2 separate regions of the Homo sapiens genome follow, and region 2 is linked to region 1. Evidence: chromatin loops called from intact Hi-C (ENCODE). Cell type or tissue: endothelial cell of umbilical vein. All regions are shown on one strand.

Region 1 (5,000 bases):
TTCCCTTATTAGGAAAAATTCCTTAAAAATATGCAGAAAACGAGGAATGACGAACACAAATACATTGTTAATGACAAGATTCAAGCATTAGCCCAGTCCAGATGGAACTAACACATCTGTTTTTCAAGCAAATACTGACTATCATGAGGCCAGCTTCAAATGTAATAAATGTTTCTTGCAGAAATAAGAGGGTAATTATTGCTGCTCCAATCCCTTAGGGTTGCTTTATTTTAAAAGAGAGGTTATCTCACCCAGCTGTCTGGTGAGCTAATATCCTGCAATGAAAACAGCTAAAGGTCAGCATTGAATCTTAGTCCTGAGACTGTGATGATGCTTTCACTTTAAAGGTCTGGGTTTACCTGGAAAGCGAAAGCAAATTCCTCAGTAAAAGGAAACGTGGCACGACTATGCTTCTATTTTATAAGAGAATCTTCAAATGGAACCCAACAGCTAGTCTCCCAGATCCACATTCTACTTAAGGCTCTCACATTTCAATTGTTGCTGTCACTCATACTGATCCCTAGTTGAACACTGTGCCCTTTAATTTTGGCCAAAGTGTGAGCACAAACTCATTTCTTTGTTTCCCCCTTAGCACAATTAAGACCTTTCACAAATGTTTTCTTTTTTTTATACCAAGTAAAACAAACAAACAAATAAATAAAAGGAACACAAAATATATAAATATATGAAAACTCTCTGGAATATAAACTATCATTTTCTGATTTTGTATATGGTGGTGTGCACCCAGGGCTTATAGACCTTGTCCTAGTTTATGCTCTATCTGAGTGGTTTTACTTAACCCTAAATGGCTGGGACAAATTTACAGCCTTGTACCTGTGTTCTTACTTCCAAAGTTCTGGCTCAGCTTCCTATGGAGGGGACCATCTGAACATCCTAAAACTCCTTCTAGACATCTTGGCTACATTGTGGTGAAGATCAAGAGAGACTGGTTTCCACACAACCATCAGGGCCTTCCTCTTCTCCTCCCCAGTCAGCACAAGCAGGGCTTCCTTCAGTGTTCTGGCCACAGAAATACATATTTTAGCCAAATGATTGATGCCATAAATGGCCCCAATCTTTAGGTGAAATTTCCTCAACCCTACACACCAGAAGATGCCTTCATCCTGTAGAGGTTCAGTAATATAAAATACCATAAATGATTAATAAACATAACATTCCTGTGTCCATACAGTGAGAGTGAGTGAGGAGATGGGGGCTGTTCAAGACCTGTACCTTGCCCTGTAAAAATCAGGATGAGCCATCCCCTCCCCCAAATTAACACTGAGAACTACATAGTTTTTCCTTTCCCAGTAGCTCATCAATGGGTTTACGTCATTGGAGTGCTTATTGAAGCAAAGAGGCTTGATGACTTTTTTACCACTATACTTTTTATATAAAATGACTATTACTGCTTATTTGTATAAGATTTTAGCCACTAAAGTCTCTATTCTTATGAGATCAACTTGCCCAAGGCTATACAGAACCCTGGATTTATCTGTTAAGGTTGGATAAGTCTTTGCAAGGAGAAGACCTGTGGAGTCAGGAGAAACTGGGCTTGCAATGCACAAGCTCAAATTACCAAAATAGAGCATTTGATATTTTGGTCATGACTGAGGGCAGGCATATTTGTCATTCTAAGTTCAGTCATTCTAACTGCATGATGAATATTGGAAAGCTAATGAGAAGGAAAATAACCTGTTGAATTATGGTAAGAATTTCCTCCTCTTTTAAAAATAGTGACGACTGGCTGAAAAGAAAGGTGTTATTTCTCATATTTGGTTTCCAAAGCCTGAGAAAAGCAGGATGTGGTCTTATGACCTATTGACTCCACAGACTTCATAAACATGGATTCAAAGTAGTTTCTCTTCACTGGAAAAGGAAACAGTTCTAGAATGCATTTATTGCCTAGCTGTTGAATATCTACTAAAACTTGGGAGTGTCTAATTGCAATAAACCAAGGCTACATGAATCAACTCCTCATTTCCATGCTGCTCAGGGCAAACTCCCTTAAGTTACAGGAATTGCCCTATCTGCTTCTTCCCTGCCCTCCTGCTGAATTTTGTTCCCAGCCTGTTCCTTAAGCCTTCAGTTTCCTTCATGTCTGCTATCTACTCCTACTACCTGAAAAAACAAAACTGGAAACAGACCAATCAAAACCATCACCTTTGCTTTCTGTTCAAAATAATCTGAGTGACTCCAACCCTGCCCTGTCCACGCCCACACCTGGCCTTGTTGGACAGGTTTGCCTTTACTCTTATTTTACAGATAAAACAGAAACCCAGCTATCTTGATGCTTCTTGCCTCACTGCCTTTCCTGCAAAATCTCCACCTTCCACCCCTACATGTTTTATGGTGGAAGAGAAATTTATATTGCTGTACCTTTCAGCCCATCAATTTATTTTTATTCAAAATTTTTCCAAGCCTTGACCCCTACATTTACTTATTTCCAGAATGTAAATCCATGATCCTCATGACTTTTATTGAGGGCAGGCATATTTGTCATTATAAATTCAGTCATTCTAACTGCATGACGAATATTAGAAAACTAATGAGTAGGAAACAGAACCTGTTGAATTACAGTAAGAACTTCCTCCTCTTTTAAAAATAGTGACAACTGGGCTGAAAAGAAAGATGTTGTTTTTCATGTTTGGTCTCTGAAGCCTGAGAAAAGCAGGATATGGTCTTATGACTCACTGACTCCACAGACTTCATAAACATAGATTCAAAGTAGAATCCATGGGATAGAATGAGAGAGCATTCAAAATGCTCTCCCATTTTTCCTCTTTATCTGGATTTCTGCTGTTACTATTCATTTCATGGATACAGAACCCCACTACGTGCCAAGACTATTTGTATCCACTGTGTTGACTTCTTTGACAGCTTTTTGTCCCAATTCCTGTTTCTCACCTCACCAGTCTTCATCAGATCTGCATTTCCTACCAGCATGTGCACCCTCACCCTGCTCATCTCAGAGCCCCAGCACTCCATCCCCACATCTCCCTATTGAACCATCCCCTCGCTTCTTTCTTTACTGACCTGGTGCCATTTTGCCATAACCACTGAACCAACTCTTGACTGTCAACAGGATCTCTGATGTCTCAGTCAATAATTTTTCACTCAATCCGTTATAGTTACACAATTTGTAATTTAACAGAGTCCAGGTTTTTTTTCAATCGTTTCATATAATCCACACATACATTCATTCTTTGAACAGATATGTCTCAGGCACTCATTTCAAGTACCATGCATTGTGCTAAGTGCTGGGATGTGGCTCAGAAAGAAACCAGACAGGATGTCTGCCTTCATGAAATTCACAGTCTAACAGAAGAGCCATATAAACAAGCAAATGTACAAATAAATATGTAATTACAAAATAAATTACAAATGAGGCTCTATGAAGAATACTAAGAGAGAATAATGAGGAACCAATTGTCGATTAGGGGCATCATGGAAGTGCCCTCTGAGGAAGTGGCATTGAAGCTAAGGTGTGAGGGATGGGTAGGAATTAACCAGGTGAGAGAAGAAAGTGAGTACAAAACAGGAGCAATAGCATGTACGTAGTGCCTGAGACAGGAAAGTGCTGGGCAATTTTGAGGACAGGAAAGGCCGGTGTGGCAGGAGCAAGCAAGAAAGTGGTTCTGAGAGGAAGCACAGCAAGATAGCTGAATAGGACCCTCCAATGATCTTCCCCCTCCACAGGAACACCAAATTGAACAACTATGCACACAAGAAAGCACCTTCATGAAAATCAAAAATCAGATGAGCAATCTCAGCAACAGGTTTTAACATCCTATCAAGGAAATAGGCATTGAAGAGGGTAGGAAAGACAGTTTTGGTTTTTTTTTTGACTTTTACTTTCAGGAGTACATGTACAGGTTGTTATATAGGTAAATTGCATGTCACAGGGGTTTAGTGTACAGATTATTTCACCATTCAGGTAATAAGGATAGTATCCGATAGAGTTTGTTGATCCTTGCTCTCTTCCCACCCTCCACCCTCAAGTAGGCCCCAGGATTTATTGTTCCCTTCTTTGTTTCCATGTGTAGTCAATGTTTAGCTCACAGAAAGTGATCTACATGTGGTATTTGGCTTTCTGTTCCTGCATTAGTTTGTTTAAGACAATGCCCTCCAGCGCCATCCATGTTGCTGCAAAGGACATGATCTTGTTCTTCTTTGTGGCTACATAGTATTCAACGGTATATAACATTTTCTTTATCCAGTCTACCATTGATGAGCATTGAGATTGATTCCAGTCTTTGCTATTGTGAATAGTGCTGCGATGAACATATGTGTGCATATGTCTTTATGGTAGAATGATTTATATTCCTTTGTATATATACCCAATAATGGGATTCCTGGGTTGCATGGTTTAAGTTCTTTGAGAAATCGCCAAGCTGCTTTCCACAGTGGCTGAACTAATTTACATTCCCACTCTCAGTGTATAAATATTCTCTTTTCTCCACAATCTCACCAGCATCTGTTATTTTTTGACTTTTTAATGATAGCCATTCTGACTTGTGTGAGATGACATCTCATTGTGGTTTTGATTTTAATTTCTGTAATGATTAGTGATGTTGAACATTTTTTCATATGCTTCCTGGCCACGTGTATGGGACAGACATTCAAATTGTCTACACCACCCCTCCTTCATCCCCTTCTTCAGGCAGCAGCCACATGGTGTGTGGAGGAGGGAGAGCACAGTTACTGTGGGATTTTGCATTAAAACTCAGAGCTGCCCTGTTACAGCAGAAGGCAACACAGGGTGAAATTCAGCTGGTGCTCATGGGGGAAGCATTTAGACAAGCCCTAGCCAGAGGGGACTCTTCCATCCCAGTGGCCAGACCTTGAGTTCCGGCAAGTCTCATCACTGTGAGTTAAAGGGCTCTGGGCTCCAAATAAATCTGAAAGGCAGTCTAGGCCAAAAGGACTGCAATTCCTGGGCAAGTCCTGGTGCTGTGATGGGCTTAGAGCCAATGGACACAGGGTATATGTAACCTAGT
Region 2 (5,000 bases), 110 kb before region 1:
GGAAACCATTGCAAGGGCACATTTTACTTTCCTGCATCAAAGTATTCTATGACTGATTATACCATTGTCTTCATGACAAAGTAGAGGCTATCTAAAATGACTTATGTATTAATAGTTTCTGCTTACATGTCTGACCTACTCTGTAGCCTGGTTCATACATTTTATCTTGCTATGCTTGCTTCTTCTGACCCCCAGGGCTTTGCATGTGCTGCTCCTTTTCTTGAACCCATACTCATAGGGCTAACACTTGCCTCTTGAGGAAAGGAGCATATCATCTTCAGTACTGTTTCCTTAGTGCAGCCGTGAAGGTACACAGTAGGAAAGTTACTGTTTAATGATAGAATAATGCCACCTTTTGGTGTGAGGAGTTGGTCATTGTAGGGGTTGACATTTCAACTGTGAAAAATGTATAAGATTTGGGCATATTAGTATATGAGTGGGAAGACCCTTTGAGTGAACTAAACAGATAGCTAAAGCATGGAGAGTGGGTTGTGATTAAGGAGTTCTCCAGTTTGGCTGAAGAAACAAGGAGGAGTGCAAAATAGTACTTGATTGGAAGGCTAGAGCCAGATTTTAGTAATTATTAAATAAGGATACAGTTCTGAAATTTATTCTCTAGATAGTTCAAGAGATTTAAGTAGAGAAATCTTCAATTTATTAAAAGTTCCAAAAATAACATTGTTGAAGTTCTACCCCTAAATATTAATCCAGCATCAATGTGTACATTAAATAATGAAGTATACCCAAAACATTAAGAAAAGTTACCCTTTAGCCACATGCGTTCAGTTAGGCTTGGAAGTGGTGATATAATTTGGTTGTGTCCCCACCCAAATCTCATGTTGAATTGTAATTCCCAGTGTTGGAGGAGGGACCTGGTGGGAGATGTCTGGATCATTGGGGCAGATTTCCCTCATGCTGTTCTCATGATAGAGAGTGAGCTCTCATGAGATCTGGTGGTTTTAAAAGTGTGTGGCACTTCCCCCCTTGCTCCTGCTCTCTTTCTCATGCTCCATCATGTGAGAATGTGCTTGCTTCCCCTTCACCCTCCACCATGATTGTAAGCTTCCTGAAGCCTCCCAGTCATGCTTCCAGTTAAGCCTGCAAAACTAAGAGTCATTTAAACTTCTTTTCTTCATAAATTATGCAGTCTCAGGTAGTTCTTTATAGCAGTGTGAGAACAGACTAATACAAGTGGACATCTACTAAACTTTCTGCCAGTAATCTTCTTCCTTGGAAACTGACTTAGGCAATCTACAAGGTTACCAGACTGGATTCTGGCTGAAATTTTTTTTCATGATGACCTTATGACTCTAGCCATAGAAACTGACTTCAGGGTTGCTTGGCCCTTCACTGACCAGTACTAGAGTTAAATTCCTGGAATTTGGCTATGTCTAAGAGATTCTAGCTTCTGTCTGGATGTATCTCCTGAATAGAAATGCAACACCTGGAAACAATTGGTTATCATGTCTCCTGCTGTATACAGACAATGTAGCAGAACAGTCCAAAGAACGACAAAAAAAAAAAAAAAAAAAAAAACCAACAACAACAAGCAACAAAAATGTAAGCAGGCACCCAAAGAGAAAAAAGAAGAAAGATGCAGAGAAGACCCTGACTGCCTTCCAGGGCCTGGCTCCACTGCCCATCTGAAGGCAGCTATAGTACTGTCAGTGGGGTCTGTGAGACTCCTATATCCTTATAAAACACCCTTCACATACATATACATTGAATTTTCCTAAAGCTAAAATGGGCTGATTTATTTTACCTACCAGAAAGGAGTTTTAACAAATCCGCAACTACAACAATGAAGATCACTACTACTAAGTTTCTTTTATTATAATCATGTCAAGAAAAATAAAATCCAATAATTATAAACCATTGGTGTCAACATATAAAAATTTCTTATATTAATTGCTTCCAAGATTTTTTAAATACTAAAAATTTTAAGATGTAAAATACTACATTTGATTTATTATTTCATTAAGATTCTAAGCAAACTAATAAAGGTTAAAATTTTAGTGAATAACCTACTTTGATAAAAGTGACAATGTATTTATTAAAATTATAATTAGGTTTTACTGAATGATTTAAGATGTTATTTTTCTCCATATCACTGAGCCAGGAGCATTTAATGTTAAAAATAGACTTGGCAATATTTGGCAAAATGTAAAAATGTAAAGTTAATTAGATTTCAAACTCAATTACAGTGACATCATAAATACTGATTTATTGTAATTCAGCATCTTGTATCCAGAAATTAGAGTAGGTAGACCTCTGGTAAATCTATCAGAATATTTCAGACTTTAATAGAAGACATTAAAACATTCTACTCATTTAAACAGCTATTCATTATATACTCATTACATGTAAGCAGCTACTCATTCTGTGCATATACTCATGTCTAAAACAGTGGCTCTCACACTTGGCTATATGTGAGTCACCTGTGACACATCATGAGTTTTTATTTTTCACCACTGGAAAATCTAACTCAGGTGATCTGGATCTATGACTAGTGTCAAAGTCAAATAAAACTAGAGATGAATCTCTAAATTTAAAATGTTTTATTTGGGAAGCAAGACTTATAATTTGGGGCATACACACAGACTGGGTGGTCCATGGTATGTCTGTAAAACAAAGAGGTTAGAGGTTTTATAAAAAAACAAAAACAAAAACGAGAAATGTTGCATATTATTTTGTAGGAAAGTTTATTGGCACTAGTAAAGTTTGGGGGAGCTGGCAACTTCTGATTGGTGAGTGACAGCCTTGGGTAAAACTAGTCTTAGAGTCACAGCAGGTTGTTTCAGTAATTAGAAAAACCAATTTCAGGTTACAGAAGGCAGTTTCAGCAACCAGGCTTGCATAGAATTGCATTCTTTGATCAATGTTATGTGTTCTGAATGCTTTTTCCCCCTGGCCAATTGACTGTTTTAGTTGGATATGATAAAAATGACCCAATTCATGTGACCAACTTTTATACCAGGCATCTGTATGTCTGAAGAAGTGACACTGATACACAGCCCAACTTAGGGAATCACTCCCTACCTTATAGAATCCTTTGCCTTGATCCAATAATTTTGTATATATAAAAGCATTAGGTGTAAAAGGAAATGATTAGCAGTTGATTCTATTTAGATTTATTAAATATAAAGCAAAACGGGTACATGACCTCTGTCTTTTTTATCCCAGGACATCTAAAGGAAATATGTTTTAAAGCTAGAAAAGTATGATAAAATAAATGAGAGAGGGTTAGAGATAAAACCTCCACAGAAGTTGCAAATGAGTTTTGAATGTTCTTATTGTGTTGGGTTCTTTGAAACATAATTTATAATGGAAAAATAATCTCAGTGATATTTTTAATGAGAACTATTTCTTACCTTTTAAAAATGTTTGATTTTTATAGATACATAATAGTTGTACATATTTATAGTGTACATGTCATATTTTGATACAAGAACACAATGTATAATTATCAAAGCAGGGTAATTGGTATATCCATCACCTCAAACATTTATCATTTCTTTGTGTTGGGAATATTCCAAATCCACTTCTCTAGTTATTTTTAAATATACGATATTTTCACTATTGTGCTACTGAACTCAGTATCTTATTCCTTCTATCTAACAGTATTTTTGTAGCCATGAACCAATCTCTCTTTATCATCCCTCCCCAATACCCTTCCCAGCCTCCAGTGACTACTCTCTACCTCCATTAGATCACTTTTTTAACTTCCATATATGAGCAACAACATGCAATATTTTTCTTCCTGTCCCTGGTTTATTTAACACAATGACCTCCATTACCATCCATGTTGTTGCAAGTGACAGGATGTCATTCATTTTTATGGATGAATAATATTCTATTGTGTATGTGTGCCATATTTTCTTCATCCATTCATCTGTTGATGGGCACTTATGTTGATTCTTTATCTTGGCTATTGTGAATAGTGCTGCAATAAACATAGGAGTGCAGGTATCTGTTTGATATACTGATTTTCTTTCTTTTGAATATATACCCAGCAGTGGGATTGCTGGATCATATGGTAGTTCTGTTTTTTATTTTTTTCCATGCTGAAACTCCATACTGATTTCCATAGTGGCTGTACTAACTTACATTCTCACCAACAGTGTATCAGCATTCCTTTCTCTGCATCCTCGCCAGCATTCATTGTTTTTTGTCTTTTCAATGAAAGCCATTTTAACTGGGGTAACTCATTGTGGTTTTGATTGCATTTCCATGATAATTAGTGATGTTGAGCATTTTTTCAGATATCTGTTGACCATTCATATGTCTTCCCTTGAGAAGTGACTATTCAGATCTCTTGCCCATTTTTAAATCCAGTTATTTGGTTCTTGCTATTGAGTTATTAGAGATCCTTATATATTCTGGTTATTAATCTTTTGTCATTGGAATAGTTTACAAATATTTTCTCCCATTCCGTGGGTTGTCTCTTCATTTTGTTGACTGTTTCCTTTGCTGTGTAGTTTTTTAGCTGTATATGATCCCATTTGTCCACTTCTGCTTTCATTGCCTGTGCTTTTGAGCTCTTACTCAAGAAATCTTTGCCTCAATTAATTTCCTCAACGCTTTCTTCTAGTAGTTTTACGGCTTCAGGTCTTAGATTTAAGTCTTTAATCTATTTTGATTTGATTTTTGTATATGTGGAGAGATAGGGATCTAGTTTCATTCTTTTGCATATGGATATCCAGTTTTTCTAGCATCATTTGCTGAAAAGACTGTCTTTTCCACGACGTATGTTCTTTGCACCTTTTTTTGAAAATGAATTGACTGTAAATGCAAGGATTTATTTCTGGGTTCTCTATTCTGTTCCATTGGCCTACATGTCTGATTTTATGCCAATACTATGCTGTTTTGGTTACTATAGCTCTGAAATATAATTTGAAGCCAACTAATGGGATGCCTCCAGCTTTGTTCTTTTTGCTCAGGATAGCTTTGTCTATTCTGGGCCTTTTGTGATTTCATATAAATTGTAGGATTGTATTTCC

What was found. Hi-C counts contacts between places; a loop is a spot of excess contacts. Peaks named below come from ENCODE experiments on the same cell type or tissue, not always from the same donor. Only the 100,000 strongest peaks of a DNase experiment are listed, where the experiment ranks them.
Region 2: it touches region 1 in a loop (2.6-fold over the local background); 1 of 110 quality-filtered maps calls a loop at or near these places.

The regions. Positions count from the first base shown.
Region 1 is chr1:207,279,903-207,284,902 of GRCh38, reverse strand. The region is part of intron 2 of LINC02942 (long intergenic non-protein coding RNA 2942); the gene reads right to left. All of the region lies in intron 1 of LOC107985251 (a long non-coding RNA gene), which reads left to right. Among named protein-coding and RNA genes, the nearest start is that of CD55, 39 kb to the left of the region's middle. In endothelial cell of umbilical vein, no CTCF peak of the experiment used is centred here; DNase peaks (open chromatin) are centred at 282, 1,812 and 2,642; H3K27ac peaks cover 3,813 bases.
Region 2 is chr1:207,387,714-207,392,713 of GRCh38, reverse strand. No RefSeq gene overlaps it. Among named protein-coding and RNA genes, the nearest start is that of CR2, 64 kb to the left of the region's middle. In endothelial cell of umbilical vein, no CTCF peak of the experiment used is centred here; DNase peaks (open chromatin) are centred at 2,453 and 3,803; H3K27ac peaks cover 328 bases.